Linked DNA regions of Homo sapiens: region 1 is linked to region 2. The links are chromatin loops, found by intact Hi-C in ENCODE. Cell type or tissue: CD14-positive monocyte. All regions are shown on one strand. Each heading gives the region's core, and the rest is flanking DNA. Links, peaks and the distances in the headings are about the cores only.

Region 1 (9,562 bases), core at 541-8,540, 52 kb before region 2:
ATGGAGTACTCTAGATGATGTTTCTTTCCTCTATTTAGACCTTAATTTATAGACTTTAAATTGTTTTCTCTTTATTCATACTAGAACAGAGAGAAGTCTCTTTTTTAAATCAGTCTTTGTGATCAGGCAGGGTGTGTGGATTGACTTAGGTTTTCCTCATGGACACTTCTGGTACTTGACAAATTCACTCCTCAGATTCATACTGTAGGATAATTTGATTATACTAGTACTTGCTGGACAGTTCTCCTTGCCCACCTCTCAGGATCAGCCAGGCATTCATCTAGGGCAGCTTTGTGCACAGAAAAGGGACCAGGACTTATCCTTACTTTTTTATTCTCTCAACAAGCTTTTCTTGATGTGTTTTCTGAAAAATGCTTGTTATGTAAGGTATTAAGAGTTGTTATGTGAGAAACTTATTTTCCAGGCAAAAGGACTTAGGCAATGATGGATAAAAATTTAAACATGATTACTTTCTGCAGAATATCACAAAATTGTTACAGGCACTTTGAACATCCAGGAAGAGGCTATGGATCTCTTCCCTAAATTCTTTGTTCACAAAATCTTCTAAAACATCCTTTCTTCTATGAACTTTACCTGGGGAAAAATTTAAACATGATTGCTTCCTGCAGAATATCAAAATTACTACATGCATTTTGAACACCCAGGGATAGGGAATGCATCTCTTCCCCAAATTCTTTATTTGCAAAATCTTTAAAAATATCCTTTCTTCTATGAACTTTATTTTGGGAACTCCTGCTACAGATAAGAGTACTTGGAAATCTACAATTCCAAAAACAAATGGCTGGAATGCTTTCTGTACATCCATTTCTAGAACGTTCACCTATTTTTCTCTTCTAATTGGTCTCCAAATAGTTGAAGGATAATGCAGAGAGAAGAGCCGATGGATTTTAGCTGCCTCAAAATCCCAAATAGTAGCAGGAAACACAGGTCTGTGTGTCTAGAAGTCAGAGAAAAGAGACGGGAGGAAGAACTTAGAGAATCAGCTGGGAACTCCTACTTGTTATTTTTTCAGATTCTTAAGTGGCTAAGATATTATGTTTGAACAGATGAAGCATGGGTAGGCTCTGAATTTTAAAAATCCAGCCCCGTTGTTGGACTGAATAGAAATCCCCATTAGATTCTTGTGGCAGGCTGCCAGTTTTAGTTCATAGAGATATAACAAATTTTGTCTTTTGTCATTTTTTATGTCATCCCAGGTATTTTAGGGGGGAGTTAGCACAGCCTGGAAAAAACACTTTAAATCTATTATCTTCATAAATATTCCTTTAAGTCCTATGAATTAATAATGTATTAGTCTGGTCTAAGAGGTTTAATTGTCTCACAGTTCTGCATGGCTGGGGAGGCCTCAGGAAGCTTACAATCCTGGTGGAAGGCACCTCTTCACAGGGCGGTAGGAGATAGAATGAGTGCCGATCGAAGGAGGAAGCCTCTTATAAAACCATAAGATCAAATGAGAACTCACTCACTATCATGAGAACAGCATGGGGAAAATTGCCCCCATGATTCAATTATCTCCACCTGGTCCCCGCCTTGACATGTGGGGATTATTACAATTCAAGGTGAGATTTGGGTAGGGGACACAGAGCCAAACCATATTAAATAATTATTCTTTATGGCCTCTTATTTAGAAAACTAAAGGCATAGGAAAAGAGAGAGAGGGGACGAACAGCAGACAGGATAAATGTCCTCTTACTTCTGATGTAATCTTTGTAGCTTTCACACGTCTTGGTAAGGATGGTTTCTCAACTGGATCTGCATGTTTTTGTTTTCTCCTCTTTAATAATTTCCTAGATAAATACCCTTAAAAATGGCCACTGCTGCTGCAAACAAGCAGGTCTGCTTTACTGCCCATTCAGGGGTTCTAAGCAGTCTATTTTTCAAGCTAGTCCCTTGTTAACTATCTTTTGCTCTCAATATTCATTAGACTAAGTACAATAAGCTGACTATTGCCTACAAACTATGAAGAAATCATCATCAATTACCTTCAACTTCTTTGCTTGGTCCTTGTAGTAAACCTAAAATTAGGGAGAAAAACCCCAAAAGTTTCAGACCAGTGCCACTCATAACGTGGCCTGCAGACTAGTATTGGACTATTTGTTATCTGTCTGCAATAAAAAAAGTACAGAAATAGTAAGTATGTAGCATTTTTATAGCAATTTGACATTGCCCTGACTTGCAAGTGCATGGTTAGTGGGTTTGTCCGTTGAACAGAGTACAGATCAGTTTGTTTGGGTGTTGTCAGACTCCGGGGTGTGACATAAGCTGTGCCTTAGTCCTATTTGGATCCTTTGGAACATAGACTGAGAAGCCCAGGATTAGAAAGCTCATCACCTTTTCCCATTGCTCAAGTTTTGCTGGAGGCTTTGTAAGCTTTGAACTCTCCCCTACAAGTTTTCAACTGCACAGAGAAACATTCCCAGTCTCCTCTGCACCTTTCACATTAATGACTCATGATTCAAATCCAAATTACTTGAAATCTGCAAAGGATCCATGAAGATGGAGAAGCAGAACTTACTTCTCGCAGTTGCTACACTAGAACTTGCCTGCCTGCCTGCCTGCCTGCCCACCTGCCTGCCTTCCTTCCTGCCTCCCTGCCTTCTTGCTTTCCTGCCTTCCTGCTTTCCTTCTTTTTCTTTTCTTTTTTTTCTTCTTTTCTTTTTCAGTTGGGTCTTGCTCTGTCACCCAGGCTGGAGTGCAGTCACAAGATCACGCCTAACTGCAGGCTTAAACTTCTGGGCTCAAGTGATCTTCTTGCCTTGGCCTCCCAAAGTGTTGGGATTATAAGTGTGAGCCTCTGCGCTGGGCCTAATACTTTTTCTAATGACAGTGACAGAATGCTACATAACTTCTTCAGCTCATTTGTGGTTCAGGTTATGTAATAGCAACTTGGGCATGAATTAAAGCCTCTCACTCAATGTCACAGAAATGCCAAATATATCGCTTGGTTGCGTTTAAATCAGGAGGCCAGGCTGTTCAGCTGTGGCCCAACATGATGTGGCATAAGCCAGGTCCCAGAGATGTGATAAGTTATTTAGCACCATCTGCTAAAATTTCATACTTGGGAAACTATTAAAATAGATTTTTTCCCTCTGAAATTTAAAGATTTATTTATGTATTTTTAATTCCTCAGTAGAACATCTGTTGTGTGATACCTTGTGTGCATTTATACATCCAGTGAATTCACCTAAGGAGAAGATTTGTACCCTATAAGCATGTGTTTGTGTGTGTGCACACACGCTTGCCATGTGCTAGATCAGTACAAGGAATACTAACTGTACTCCTGGACTTCTGTTAAATCAATGTGCTGAGTTGGTGAAGGACAGGCTATAACATTCTGAAGAGTCTCAAGTATTAAATATAATTTGTTTCCAAGCTTCTAAGACAATGTGAGATGAATAGTCCTTTCTTCTTGTTCACAAATAAAAATCTTTTAAAACTAAAACCAATGTTTTCAATGTCAAAGATTGTTTCCTTTTTTGGCTTATCAGCCACCACTGCTTCTCAATAGGTCATTTGCTCTTCCATCTAAGGAAGATTTATGGGACACCTATTGTGTGTCAAGTATTGTGCTAGATCCAGGTCTCTGCCTTTATAGGGCAGGCCCACAATAAGTAACAATAGCAACAAATTATTCATTACAATGCATGCTTTGATAGAGGCATTAACAGGATATATAGGAGCACAGAGGATGGAACATTTAAATCAGAAGCAAGGGAATTAGGAATGAAATTCCTAGTGTAGGTAATATTTATACAGAAGACTGAGGAACTGGAAATAGTTAAAGAAGGCATGCTTGTGGGCGTGCCCTTGCACATTGTGTATGTGGTTTATGTATGGAAGACAGTCCTCAGTGGAGAAATGACAGTATATTAGAAGACACAGAGGCATGATTGGGGAATGTCACACTGAAGTAATTTTATGTAGGAGGTCCCATACCTCCCTAGATCATAATCTCCACAAAGAGAGCCTCTTATTCATCAGTGTGCACTCAGAGCTTGGCACATGATAGGAACTCCATAAATATTTGTGGAACAAATGAATGACCTGAAGTCATAACTTAATAAGTTCAAACTACCTCTGCAAATGATAGCAAGATATTGGTAGCTGCAGTTGGGCTTTACTATGGCTTTTATGATTTTTTCTGGTAACTCAAAAGGGAAGACTCTGCTGTACAACAGCTGTTCTCATCCATTTTCTTTCCTTCACATTAGAATCACTTGTTCTTACTTTGCTAGTAATTATTGATTGATCCGTCAACTCTCTGTTCATGCTGGTGACATATAACACTTGTGTCAAACACGGTCATGGCTCTAAGACTCTCATATGGTTTTTTTTGATAATCCATTGCATCCTCCTAATATGAAATGTATATACTTTTTTTTTGAGGCAAAGCCAACACTGGAATTTAAAATAAATAATATGTATCTTTTTATGTCAAGGTGTTTTAACAGTTATAAATGTTAGACTTGATAACTATTAGAAAATTAAATTGTTAAGTCATAACATTAAAACTGGTTGAATGTTTATCATAAGAACAGTTCTTCTTTTTGCTAATTGAGCCATGGACTAGGAAACGTATGTCAATTTCATAAGCAGAACTTGAATATGTAAATACTTGACACACTGAAAGTTGATAGCAGCTGAGTAGACACTAAGGGCACACTTGATTTTGGACTTAAAAACATCAAAATTAGTAAAAACAAACTACTTTCATTCAACTGGAGAAAATGAGTTTCAATGTAATTTAATATTTAAAAATATCTTCATTAGGTTAGAAGATATTACATTAGAAATAAAATTAGTTTAAAATTTTTTATTTCTTTGAAAGATTAGTCAATTTTACTAGCCAGGTTTTGAACTCACTTTCAGAGGTTTGATCTTTATTATCTTTTGCAGATATTTCCCCAAATACCTTTCTCACTGTACACATCACCTTCTTTCTTTCCAAATTTGCTTCAGTTCATTTCTTTTGGGAGAGCTCTCTGGTGAACCTCACCCATCTCTGATTGCATGCCAACTCTCTGCTTCTGCCAGCTCTCACCCATGTGGCTTTTAATTCATTCTTTGACTTGTTGGCATGTATTTTTATTAATTTAATCAATGTCTTGCCTCTTTATTAAAAAAAGCATTATGCTCATGGCCTTTTGTTTCTAAGAGACAGGAAGCCATTCAGACGTTTTAGTAAAATTTGCTGAAAGGATAGTAGGGCATCTCTGAAAACTTTGGAGGGAAAAAAGTACAACCAGGACATGAAAGGCCCCGGGACTGCAAAATCAGTACCTGAATCCACTCTCTTCTCTTGCTGAACTACTAGCCTCTTGACTCTACTTTTCTCCTCTTACGTGCTTAATTGTGTTTTTCATATTTACCACCTTACTCATGGTTGCCCCGCTCCATTTAACTTCTGCTTAGACATAGCTTTTGCTTGAATGGGTCCAGCCCTGACTTTGGTCCTACACCTGTCAATGTGTCCCTGCCACCTTCAAGCAACTCTCATCTCACTGTCTCAGTTGCTAATGCTAAATTCTATATACCCAGGTCAGAGAATCTGATTTGCTGAATTATGGATGGATTCTCCATTGGGTGGGTGTTTTTCCATCAGATTGGGTGCTAAGTGTCACTTGGTACAAGCAGGATGGACTTTCTGAAAATGAATTGTGGGCCACAGGCAATGACTGGCATTAAAGTACAACATTATGTTGTACTTTAAATGTTATGGAACATAGCATCTTTCATAGCATTTAAAGTACAACATTCTTCCATAGCATTTTGATTATTTCAAAAGGCTACCTGAAAGATTGAAATGACTTTAGTGAATTAGAACTGCTGAATTCCAGTGGTCTTCACTATTTTGCACCCCTCCTTAATTAAGAATACTGTTTCTTTCTTCTTAAATGTCTTATTTTCCAGGCTTGCCTCCATACTCTGGTGGGAATCAAGCAATGATAGTTTTGCTTCCTTTAAGTAGATAACGCTCTCAGTAAATCAATTACTCAGATCATCCAGGTAGAGCCTGGGTTCAAAGCCTGATCTCTCTGGTTGCTTAACCATTGCCCTTTCACCATAGCTCTCTGTTTTAAGATAGCTCACATTAGTTAAAAAATAAACAATGAAAAAAAAAGGAAAAGCACAACTCTACAACTGTGTGTACTAAAAGCAAGATTCAAGTATTTTCAACATTCAAAATCATAGTATTTAATTCAGTGAAGAGAGAGCCCTAGAAAAAACTTGTTTCAAGTTTATAAGTTGATCAGGGAAATTTGATTTTTTTTCCACTGACAGAGCTTCTAATATGTGCAGTAGTTTTAGCCTTTGATATTACTATTATGAAATTCAAAAATACTGTTCATTTTGGGCTGGGCATGGTGGCTCACACCTGTAATCCCAGCATTTTGGCAGGTCGAGGTGGGCAGATCACCTGAGGTCGGGAGTTCGAGACCAGGCTGGCCAACATGGTGAAACCCTGTCTTTTCTAAAAATACAAAAATTAGCTGGGTGTGGTGGCATGTGCTTGTAGTCCTAGATACTTGGTTGGCTGAGGCATGAGAATTACTTGAACCTGGGAGGCAGAGGTTGCAGTGAACTGAAATTGTACTACTGCACTCTAGCATGTGTGACAGAGCAAGACTCTGTCTCAAAAAAAAAAATACTGTTCATTTTATTTGTCTTCAAAATGTACCTTGGATTCTTGCCATTGTCACAGGGAACATATAAAACAGCTTGAAATTCTGCCTTATTCTAAGCCTAGCCTAACTCTTTTTCAAGATCTTAAGTAACCAGGGGCTTTTACAAATGAACGTATACCTAGATATGATAATATAAAATTATGGCTTACTAACTTTAGAGATGCAACAAAGAAACAGCTCCTAAATGGGGGTCTGGAGACCAAAATGTCAATTTGGGCTTTGCTTCTTAATAACTATGTGACCTTGAGGAAATCCGGTCTGCTTCTCCAGCCTCAATTTCCTAACCCATGAAAGGGAATAATCAGGCATCATTATGTAAGACGAGTGTTGTGAAGATAAAATAAAATAATCTATGGGAAGCCACTTTGTAAACTGAAAGGTAATATAGAACTGTAAGTGGATATTATTATTTATTTTATGAGCCAGTAGAATTCAAAGTCCTGATTTCATTGCCAGGAGGATTTTCCTCACAGATCTAATTCCTAAAGGTTGGCTTTGCCCAGTTAATGAGTACTTTCCAAATAAAGATCCCTTTTACTGCTTTGATTTTTGTGAACTTCCCTTTACTCTGATTCAAAGTCACATGGGAAGGTGCTCTTGTAAAGCCATTGTTTAATTTAGACTTTTCATACTGCGTGTATGTCCGGCTATTCTCTGGTTTCAGTCTCCAAGGAGCCTTTGAGGGCAGACCTTGCTTCTTTCCCTTACATATAGTTTGGCAGCAAATGAGATGTTTTCAATAGGGATGAAAAAACTCTCAGTATGTAACCTGTCACCTAAAGGAAGGAGGACATCCTGTTCTAAAGAAGTTGCCTCAGAGCCGGCCCCAGGTCCACCCTGGTGTTTCACTTGTATCTCAGGCAGTAGCCTGGGATGAAATTTTAAGGAGAGAATTGTTACATGATATTGTGTAATAGCAATATGAGAAACCACCATACAAAGCTCTTTATTTTAGTAACCTGGACTTCTAGTCAGGACTCTTATCTCTGTTCACTGGTTTTGAAGTCAGTGTGCTTAAACTTTTCATGCTAATACACAGGGAAAGCACAAAAATGATATTTAAAGATCATCAGGTATAAGCAGATATACTACTAATTTTAATCTTCTGTGCAAAGGTACTAAGAAAATGTGTAGTTGATTTGCTTTCCTAAAGTCACTTGATGTGGCTTCAATGGAGATAATTGTTCCAAGGTTTTGTGTTAAACTTCACCTGTTAATTTTGCCTTGATCTTGTTCTTCCTGAGCTTTTGGCACCCAGGCATTGAGCCAGGGGGTAGAGCAAGATGGGACTTTAAAGAAGTGAGGGAGCTTTTGTAATTATAATCCTGTTGTCACTATCTGATGCACTGTGAAAAATGGAAGAACCAATAGTAGCCTCCTATCTCCTGTCTCTAGCCTTTTGTATTGTGTTTTTACCAATCTCTGGAATAATAGTCTCCATTCAGGGAACCCAGAAGACTCCACAATGCCAGGCCAATAGTTGGAATTTCCAAGGTGTTCGATCTATTGCTATTTGCTCTTTTCCTCTCCATCCTAGTACATTCTCCAAGATTTAATTTAGTGTCATGCCATAGAATAGGCAGATTGTGTAAAGCAGTAATAGGATCTGGTTGGCAGCCACTTCCTGAAACCCATGTGTAGGTGGTAGTAAATACAGGACTGAGATTCCAATCTTAAAACTCATGGTTCCATTTTTTTCTGTCCCTTCAACAGTTATTTTCTTCATGAGTTATAGAGGAATGTAAAAATGAACTGCCATCTAAAAAATATTAAATTTGATATTCAAGCCAAGAAATCTTAGCATTCTAATGATAACAGAAGCAGAATTGAGGTGATAGCAGAATTTTGCTTTTTTTTACTCTTAGTCCCAGCTTTCATTACTACAACATGCCTGGCTGATGGGGTATCTTTTCTAATGTGAATGTTATTGCCTTGTATCCAAACGTTTAATGTGGCCAACTCCTTGAAAGATCTTTTGCAAGAATCTCTGGGATTCTCCGGGAAGTGTCTCATGTCAGTATGTGAATGGGTACAGCCAACAATAAACACCTTCTCTGTTACTTGATAATATTCAGAGACCAATGACCTATTATCAAGCTAGCTATAGATAGAGCTCCTGTTTTGAGTGTCAGGTTGTCTAAGTTTTTTGTTTTTAATTCTAAAAGCCTATAATTATAATAGTCAGGAATGTTCAATAAATGTTTAGGAAATAATGAGCTAGTTGCTTTGGATGGTGCAGAAGGTTTACGACATAGAGAAGCAGAGAACAGAGCTGGAATGATGAATTGGTGTCTCATTATTAATGCTGTATCACCCATAAAGTGGGTGCTATCACAATCTCTGGATATATATTGATACAAATTATTATAAAATATTTGCAAAATGAGTATGAAAATGTAGAGTGGCACTGCAGTGGGTAAGGTAACAGACAGATTTATATTTGAGCCTACATCTGCCACCTACAAGCCTAGTACATTTAGGCAAGTTAACTTACCATTGATAGCCTTAGTTTCCTGATCTATAAAATGGCAACAATAAGATTTAACTCACAGGGCTGTGAGGATTAGATAATAGAGCATGTAAATATCAAATATATAAAGCAGTTCTCACACTGCCTGACACATGGTGTACAATAAATACCAGCATCATCTCTCGCGTGGATGGTTAAAATAGCCTCCTCCCAGATTTTCCTGCTTTGGCTCCAGCTCTGCCTCATTTTATTTTCAACACAGCAGCCAGAATGAGTCTGCTATAAGTTGGATGTTTGCTCAAAAACCTCCAATGGCTCTCCATTTGACTCAGGGTGAAAGCCTCATAATGGCCATTGTGTTTACAAGCCTGTCTCCTTCTCTTCT
Region 2 (9,562 bases), core at 836-8,835:
CTTTAGTCTCTCCACACAGTAGTTTTTTGTTGGGTCGAGAATGGAAGTTCTCTGACTGAGTAGGTTAGGAGAGGCAGAGCTGGACAAGGGGTAAGGGTAACTGCTTTTGGCTTCTGCTCCAGAAGTTGCTTTCAAATGTGTCTGTTTACCTTTACCTCCTCTTTCAGAGGTCAAAGTTGTCTTTGATTTTGAAACTTTCCAGGGTTCTTTGATGTAAACAAGCTTTATTCCTTTTCATACTCCATTGTTGATGTGTTTAAATTTTCTGCTTTTTAATAAGTTAGTCATCTCCATTTGTTGGCTTCATAGATGCCGTAATTTTCACACTGGCATTCCCTTCCCTGTCCCCATATTCCTTGTACATTTGTGTCTTTTTTCCATATCTCTGGTGTCATTTTAGTGGAGTGTGGGAAGGAAATGAAAATCAAAACATGCTCAAATTGCCACATTTAACAGAAGTCACTCTTTTATTTCTAATTCAACATTTATTTAATAGGATATTAAAGTCTGGGAGAATTTTAAAATGAAAAAGTCACATAAAATATCTTTGCTTTAGTACAACTATTTTGCAAATTATTTTTCAAGTATTGGCATATTTTGTCCCAGTTTTACTCATATTACACATAATCATATTTACTTTTTGATTTAATATTTCATCATAAATATTGTCTATTTTCCTAGAGAATATTTGCAGTTGTGGCCTTATAATGTTGTATTGTGTTGATGTCACACTATTTGCTCAATTAGTCTCTCATATTACGTTCTAATTTTCCCTGGTTATTAATAATATCAAAACGAACACCTCTTTACTCTTTTACCTTTCTTAACTTGTTTCTTAAAAATACATTCCTTGACGTGCAATCACTGGATCCAAGAGGAAGGACATCATTATGGGTCCTGTTACACATTTCTGTACTAATTTTCCAAAAATTTTCTGCCACATTTTAATGCCCCTTCGATGAATGAGGATATAATAGTAATTTTACAAAAATGATTTTTATTAACAACTTGGCTTTTCAGGGCCCTGTCACAAAACACAGATCTTGTTTAAGAGAAGTGTTTTTCTAAACCGTCTTTGGTGTTTAGATGTCTCTGAGAATCTGATTAAGGCTATTAAAGTGAATGTCCTTAGCTACATGGAGTGACACACAAACACACATACACACCTCTACACATACTTTCAGGTACTCGATGACCTCCTCTGAAGCCCATTCTATGGACTCTGGTGTAAGACCCCAATCTCTAGAGAAAGCAACTTCTAGAGCTGTGAACTTCGCAATTCCTGTATTGTTGAGAAATTCAAACAGATAAAATGGAAACACTCAATCTCTAAGGACCTCATATCCTGGGATTCACATTGTTTTTCCCTTGCCACCATGATTATGGGGCCATGGAGACTGACAAGAGGCTGATTCTTCTAATCTTTGCTTAATTCCTTCTACTTAGCTTTGCCTCTTTGCCCTGAATTTATTATATAGAAACGTGATCACTACAGAGGTTGGGCACACAAACTTTAGTCAAAAAATGAGCAAAACAGGAAGTTTCAGTGGAGATTGGGTGTGAGAAACTTAGAGAAAAATAATAGAAAGAAGAACATGTGGAACTAAGAGTGGCCTATTCTGAAGCATTGTATAATCTTACATGATAAAATGCATATTGAGGAACTGAAATTAGAACTTTTGGTAACCATGGGAACAGCACTGTTATGGCTCAATTGTTAGAGAAACAGTCCTGGGATTTCTGTGAAATGAAAATGATTGTTTAGATAATGACACATCTGTAGTGTGAGGACTGATAGTGAAGTCCCAGTGTAATTGGAAGTAGTAGGCCAAAATGTGAGGAGTTTCTCAAACCCAAAATTCCAAAATATTTCTCTTAAAATAAATACAATTCAGATTTATAGGAAATTTCAGCACTTGCAGTTTTGCAGTGACTTCTTTGAAATTTTATAGCCATAATTTTCCTATATGTCCATAATTTTCCATTTCCCTCTTCTTTGCATATTCTATATTTAGCAGTTTTTCAGTAGCTTGCTCCTGGAAAAATGTCATGTGAGGTTTTTATTATTCTAGTCTCCAAATCCCAGAGTTAATTTTAGAAAGAGAATTTAGGAGTTAGATGCGGAGTAATCTTAAAGTGGAAATTTATCTACATATAAGGAAGTATTTAGGTCTTGGTATCTTTGCTATGGAGAAACTTTATATGAATAAAATAATTAGCATTTATTTAAAATATAACGTGTACCAGGAGCTATGCTTTTTGCTCACAAATACAAACATCTCTGACAATTTGTTTTATCACTCTTGATGTTTACAGAAGATTAAATTGAGGCTTCTAGAGGATAAGTAATTTCTCTAAGGTAAAATCAGTAAGTGACCACATTGTGACTGGACCTCATCCCTTAGTTTCCATGTCTTTTTATATTCAAAGCTTATGTACTTTCCACCACTCCATGTGGTCTAAGATCTGAATCTGCTACAGTTTGCTAAGGCTAGGGACATCTGTATGCTGTTTATGATTCCCTGAAAAATCAAGAATTCTTATTGTTGGTCCTGGTGTCTTTGGAAAGCCCTTCCCCTAAGTCATTACAACCTCCTAACTCTTCATAGCTCATTTCAAATGCCACATTCTTGCACTGAGCTTTTTCTCTATCTGCTCAGCTGAACTATCTCTCCTTCCTTGACCTTTCCATGACATTCCGTTTTACATTTCTTATGTTCCTTGATAACTTTCCTGTTTTACTGTCCATGGTTTAGCTACTTGAGGGCGACTTACACACAATAAATGTTCATATGTTGCCACTTCATTCATTGTACATAGGTAGTTTTTGTTGAGTGACCTGATTGTGTTGTTCTCTATATGTCTTCAAGTGACTGGACTGAATGGAAGATAAATATCTGCAGAAATAAGGGTAATAATGAAAAAGTATAATGTTTTAGTCCTTTTTCTCCATTGAGGAAATTTCTGTAGAATGGGTAGTCTCTGTAGAATGGGTAGAAAATAAAATGAATGCTTTAGAAAAAGACGGAGATGAATTTCCCTTAATGCCCAAAAAGACTTTGGGCCTAGACCTCCATGCACCTGCATTCAGCAGACATTGTGTGGCCTGCAAATCCCAAAATATTTACTATCTGGTCCTTTGAGGGTGTTTGCCAATCCCTGATTTAGCATATTAGTTATCTATCGCTATGTAGCAACACCAAAATGTAGTAGCTTAAAATAACAAACATTTATTCAGAGATACAGATAAAGGCTTCTGTAGGTAAGCGAGTCTGGCTTAGGGTCTCTCATGAGGTTTTAGACAAGCTGTTGACCAGGTTTTCAGTCGTTTCAAGGTTTGACTGAGGCTAAGGAATCCACTTCCAACTTCACACAGGTGGTTGCTGGGAGACCTCAGTTCCTCACTGGTTGCTGGAGAGAGAGAGAGAGAGAGAGCGCCGCTTCCAACTTCACACAGGTGGTTGCTGGGAGACCTCAGTTCCTCACTGGTTACTGGAGAGAGAGAGAGAGAGAGAGAGAGAGAGAGAGAGAGAGAGAGAGAGAGATAGTCTCTTATACCCAAAATTAGAGGTTACATACCATTACTTTCACCATATTCAGTTTGTTAGAAGTGACCACTAAGTACAACCCACATTCAAGGAGGATTATATAAAGGAATGGACATCAGGAGGCAGAGGTTATTGGGAGCTATCTCGAATTCTGACTATCAGACTATCACAATTAGTAACTTACCACCACCCACCCCTGCCCCACTAAATTTTACCCTTTTATACCTTTTATATTCTCATGCTATATGTGGATGTGGACTTGTGTCACTGTAGCTCTGGAATTTAGGACTATGATAACCAAGGTAAGCCAGATAGTGAAGAGTTGAAGTCATTTTAATGAACAGTCCAACTCTGAGATAGCAAGTCTTGTTGGTGCCTGTGGACCAAATTCACACTAAGACTCCAGAGGTTAGAGATACAGTACTTGGGAACCCATACGGACAAATCCTTACATATGGTAAGGATTCAGAAAGAATAGAGACCAGTGGTTAAGGCAAGTCTAGTTTGTGGCAAGGTAGGCAATTAAGAGAGCACATCAATAACAATGAGCACTTTTTATTTGTGAATTCATTCAGTATTCAACAAATATTTACTGATCTCCTGCTAGGCCCTAGGTGCTATTGAAGGCTTTGGGGATTTAGCAACAAACTTGGAAGCAAAGACGGCCTCAGGCAGGAAATATCTTACAGCAGATGCTTCCTTTGTATGTTGACAGAGCCAACAGGTGACTTCCCAGAACTTGACCTTTTTCAGTATTTGTGTGCAGAAGATACTTACATAAAAAGGTAATAGGTAGAGTTAAGTATATCCAGGGAAATGGAGACAGGTCCTAGAAACTTTTTAATGCATATACAGTCCTTCTTAGCTCAACTGAATGCTTTAAAAATGCTTGCTGCCCCAAAGTTTGTGAGTCCAGACACTGGCATGGAATGGCAGGGTCTATAAAAGCTATACATTGTTGAAAGGATCAATATGCTGCCTTGTTTTTCTTACCTGCTTTATTTAGCCATTTTTAGTATAGTCATATCTTTCACTAGGCTCAAACTATTTATTTAACAATCAGATCTAAAATTCTGCTCTAGAATCCTCAACTCAAAACCCAAACCATTTTTCTTCATATTAAGATGGGTGCAGAGAAGAGAGATTGGGGGAGGAGGGTGAGTTTTCTTGATCGATCCCGAAGAAGTCAGGCTGATTTGGCGATAAGATCCTTTGTCTGTGCTAGTTGGGTTGAAGAATAATCATGGTGGCCCTGCCTCCAGGACATTGCAAAAGTTTTGATGTGTCAATGAAGTTAATTTTCTCTGTGTATGTGATTGAAAGTCCTTTTTAGGATCCTGTTAGACCCAAATATTCCATCGCCTGTATTTACGTCAGTGGTTTATTGGTGTGGAATTTTTTAATGGCTCTCTGGGACAGACTTACACTCTGAGCTCTGTAGAGCTCAGAGAAATGTTTATTTCAGCCATCCACCTTTCAAAAGGGAGAGACTTGGAGGAAAATACAAATTTGAAAATTTATTGTTTCGAATGTGAATCTGTGAGGAAAATGGAAATGTAATTTCTAAATGAAATAACAGCAAAGCAAAATATTGATGTATACTAGGTAGCCACAGCCATCTCTGACTGTGAATACTTTTTCTTGGAGATTGTAATATCTGATGCCAGATACACACATGTTTTACACTTATTCAGCAGTTAAAGGTAAGAGGTTGTGAAACTCTAAATAAGCCAGGAAAAAAAAAAAGAGGCAAAGGGCTGAGTCTGAGTGAGTAAGGGAAGATAAATCAGATGAGATTGCATGTTGATGACACTCCCTAGTGTTGCTCAACAGCAATATCTGACAAACAGCAAGAGAAAAAGGAAACATTTTGGCAGAGTCAGCCACCCCCAGCAACCCTCTTCAAAACCCTGCTAAGAAATCCCCACCACTGGATGAGTTATTTCCTCTTTCTGCAGTATGAGTACAATGGGAAAAAAAATAGGCCCTAGAGCTGAAATATTGAAGTTAGGAAACAGTGGCATGAGTAACAACACAGAAATGAATTAGACAGGCCTAGAGGCACAGATCTTCCATCTAGAGGGCTCGAGTTTTGAAGTCCGTTTTGGTACAGTGGGTATTTGGACCATCTTTCAAGACTGTTATGATGTTTTGTTTATGACCATCCTTTTTACTCTTCACTTTGCTTATTAGCTCCTCCCGCCTGGAATCAAAAGGAACTGTACCTCCCTCAACCCCTGTGTAGCCCCACCAGAATCGCTTTGGAAGTGCTTATGCTTTCTTCAAAGCCCAACTGAAGTCCATTTTCCTCCAAGAAGCTGTCTAAGCTCTTCTAGTTCAGAATTAGCCTCTTTCTCTTTTCTTCTCTTAATGAATATCTTTAGTCTTTTATTAAATTGGTCACAGTGCCCTTTATCTGCAAGTTATTTATACATTTTTTTTGTCTTCTCTATTGAGTTAAAAAACCTCCTGAGAGCAAAGGCCTTGTCATTAACATTTTTATGCTTCCTATACCATTTACTTGGTGATAAGAGGGCTGTAATAAGCCAATGTAATAAGTCATTATTGACTTAAAGTATAAACTCTTAATAAATATAATAAGGATTAATAGGTTCCTAGTCAAAAGTACCTTAACTGTGTTTTTTGCAGATAGAACAGATCAGTCTCTATTTTGTTTTATAGAATGCTGATGAAATAAACTAAGCTATTTTTTAAAAAATCCCAGGGAAGCAAGTTTTTATTTTTATTTTTATTTTAGAACTGTTTGATTAAAAGGTAAAAGAATTTCTCCACCTATCTTTGAGTTCCTTGGAGACACAAGACCATGTACTTGTCCTGTTGGCATCAGGTTAGAGTTATGGTAGGTTCTAGAACATTTTAATTTTTACCCTCTTACTAGAGAAACCTGCTATTTAAACAGAGTTCCATTTCTTAAAAAATAAGCAGACTAACTTTCACCAAACGCTACAGTTTTCTCCCTTCATCCTCCTTCCCAAGCCTCTCAAATGTGTCATTTACGCCTATTGGCTATACTTGCGAAATTGTGCTTCCCTTTCCTAACTCTTTGCATTAACTGGCTTTGATCTTCATCACCCTCCAGAAGCAGTTCTCTAAAAGGTCAATAGTGGCATTCTTTTTGTCAAAATCTCTATAGCATCTATAGTTGATAGCCTGATCTTTGTGACTCCCTGCTGTCTTGGCTTTCACATTTCTCTGTTTTTTTTTTTTCTAGGGGGTAGGATAACTAATTTGTGAAACACACATGTCCGTATGTCTGTTTGCGCTATTGGTATATTTGAAGCTCATCACAATTCTCTGAGGCAGGGGTCATTCTTGTATACTATCACTTGAGTATAGATTTTTTGGTTTTGTCTCATTGGTCAATCACTTTGTAGAGGTAGGCTGGTTGAAAATTCACTGAGAGTGGAATCCATGCACTCCACCTCTTCTCCATCACCCACAGTGCCTGACACAGCAAATATTTTCAGACTTAATAAATATTTGTTGACTGATTGTAGTTGAAAGTGCTCAGGTCTTGAAATAGAAGAACAACATGAACATTGACCAGATTTTGGTTGAATTTCTCTGTTTTTCAAAGTGCTGGCAGAAAACTCCTTTCATAAACCATCTTAAAGGAAAAATGACTCCTTCATAAGATCATATTTGACACTAATTTAGAAAACCATTAGCAACTGTCACAGGTAGGTCAGAGCAGGCTTCCCTCCAATGACAGGAGAACCTCTCAGCTGGAAGTGATCGAACCCTGAGGTCTCCATCTGAATTAAATCAGGGTGATTATATTTATTATCTGCTCTCGGCATCTTTGCCAAGTTTCTGAGTCAGATGCACTGAATTTGTACTTTCTGTCTGACACGCAGATATCTTATCCCTCATTTCCATGTGAGATTAAGACTGGCCCCGGGTGAAATGAGAGCATGGGGGCGGTGCTGGTGAAGTTAGTCTGTGTGTCACCCTCTCCATTTCCTCTTACACTCCCTTTATCCCCTTTCAGTTCCTCCTTTCCCACCAGGTGCCAGAGGGGTTATGCTTCCCCATAGTCTTTCTTGGCATTGGGGAAGTGATGGGAACTAACTTTTTTTTTTAAGTGTCTACTATGAAGCACATTATTGGGCATTCTTGAGTCATTGCTTAAGTTTTTAGTCCCTTTGCCTCCATGAGACAGCTTTTTATTATTTGGGTATCACAGAGATTGAAACTGAGGCTTTGAAAGGGTAGAAAACATGTCCAAATCACACAGCTTATAAATACAAAGGTGGGATTTAAGATCTGCCTGTCTGACTCCAAAACATCTGGGCTCCTGATATTGTACAAGGTCAGCTCCTCAGAGGAAAGGGATGAGATAAAATTATTTCCCATGGAGAGCTTTGTAACTTATGGTAGAAGGAGACGTTCTTTTCCAATAGAGTTTCAGCAAATTTGCTATGGTGAGAGGACTGGAACATTTAGGGCGGTGGAGGCTGTATTTTATCTGTGTATAAGACTAATTTCGGGCAGGATCCTCTCATGCTAATATGTGTCTCATAGCATTGCAGTTGATCTCTTCAACTGAGCATCTTTAGCTACCTGAGGTGCATTACTTAGCATTCATCACTTAAAGACTTTTTTTTTCTTTGACAGATGTTCTTTCATTACTCCTGGGAAAATAAATTTAGTGGGCTAAGCCCTTCATTTTAATCAAAGGAAAAGCCTAATTTAAAGCAAGGGGCAAACTCTGCCATCAGCACTAAGTTAATTAACCATGGTTATGTGTGCATAGGGTTCAGAAGAATCCCTCTGCACTTGTTGATGTCATAGAGCTCAACTATGACTTGCTTGATGATGCAGGCTTGCAGGTTTTTAGATGCTTCTCTGGGGCAAGGACCATGGCTGGAGCAGTGAATGGTTCCTCGTTACCCAAGAAAAATTTATGTACATAAAATACTTATATACATAAAGTTCCTGAAAATGAATCCACTTATAATATTTTAAGAATAATGAAAATAAAGGGGATTGGGCCTATATCTTCAAAGGGAAACTAAATCTCATAATTTGTTTATTATTATATTTAAATTAGGTTAAATTATACTTAGCACTTTAAGGAAACAAACACAGATGAATCAAATGCTGATCACTCATTTTTGGCTTAATTGTTGAATAAAAATATATGATAGCAATATGGAAATCCTCATTTAATATATGTATGACTTTGACAATGTGGCCACAATGAGGGTGCTTTTTGAAGTAAGTAAAGTAAGGACTTTGTTAGTTTTCTTAAGGGACTTTTTTTTTTGTTAATTTTCCCAATGACTTTTTTGATTTCTTGAATTGCATTCTATTTTTGTTTTTTTCTTTTGAGACAGGGTCTTACTCTGTCACCCAGGCTGGAGTGCATGGCGGCATCACAGCTCATTGCAACCTCCTGGGCTCAAGCAATACTCCCACCTCAGCCTCCCCAGTAGCCAGGACTACAGGTATGCACCACCATGCCTAGCTAATTTTTGTATTTTTAGTAGAGACTGGGTTGCATTATGTTGGCCGGGCTGGTCTCGAACTCCTGACCTCAAGTGATTTGCCCACCTTGGCCTCCCAAAGTGCTGGAATTACATGCATGAGCCACCGTGACTGGCCCTTAAGGGCCTTTTAAAATCCTTTTTTATTCATATATAGATATATATTTTTTGCCATGCCTATCACATCAGCATCCTTGCTGATTTCCTATTTATTATTCAGTAGGTCTACCTCTGTTAGCTTATTTGGCTTATGCGTGTGTGTGTGTGTGTGTGTGTGTGTGTGTGTGTGTGTGTGTGTGTGTGATCCAACACGTTTTTCAACATTACTGTTAGCCTTATGAAATCCTACAAGTTTTGCGATGTTTGCCATTTTGCTTGGCAATCTTTTGGTTTGCCTTTGAATTGTTTGATCTAATGTGTATGACATTCATACCATTGGTTAGAATTGCTAGTGTTGTGATGGGTGGGGATACAAGCCAGTGTTCAGTGGAGGGGGGTAAGTGG

The links. Hi-C counts contacts between places; a loop is a spot of excess contacts. Peaks named below come from ENCODE experiments on the same cell type or tissue, not always from the same donor. Only the 100,000 strongest peaks of a DNase experiment are listed, where the experiment ranks them.
Region 1: a loop joins it to region 2, with 2.0 times the contacts of the local background. A loop is called at or near these places in 11 of 110 quality-filtered maps.

What each region holds. Positions count from the first base shown.
Region 1 is chr12:89,210,443-89,220,004 of GRCh38, reverse strand. No RefSeq gene overlaps it. Among named protein-coding and RNA genes, the nearest start is that of DUSP6, 140 kb to the left of the region's middle. In CD14-positive monocyte, for the core only: no CTCF peak of the experiment used is centred there; DNase peaks (open chromatin) are centred at 4,624 and 7,284; H3K4me3 peaks cover 519 bases; H3K27ac peaks cover 1,659 bases.
Region 2 is chr12:89,158,787-89,168,348 of GRCh38, reverse strand. No RefSeq gene overlaps it. Among named protein-coding and RNA genes, the nearest start is that of LINC02458, 140 kb to the right of the region's middle. RefSeq lists an enhancer at 7,587-7,646. In CD14-positive monocyte, for the core only: no CTCF peak of the experiment used is centred there; DNase peaks (open chromatin) are centred at 1,688, 5,418, 6,598, 7,548 and 2 weaker places; H3K4me3 peaks cover 2,549 bases; H3K27ac peaks cover 7,914 bases.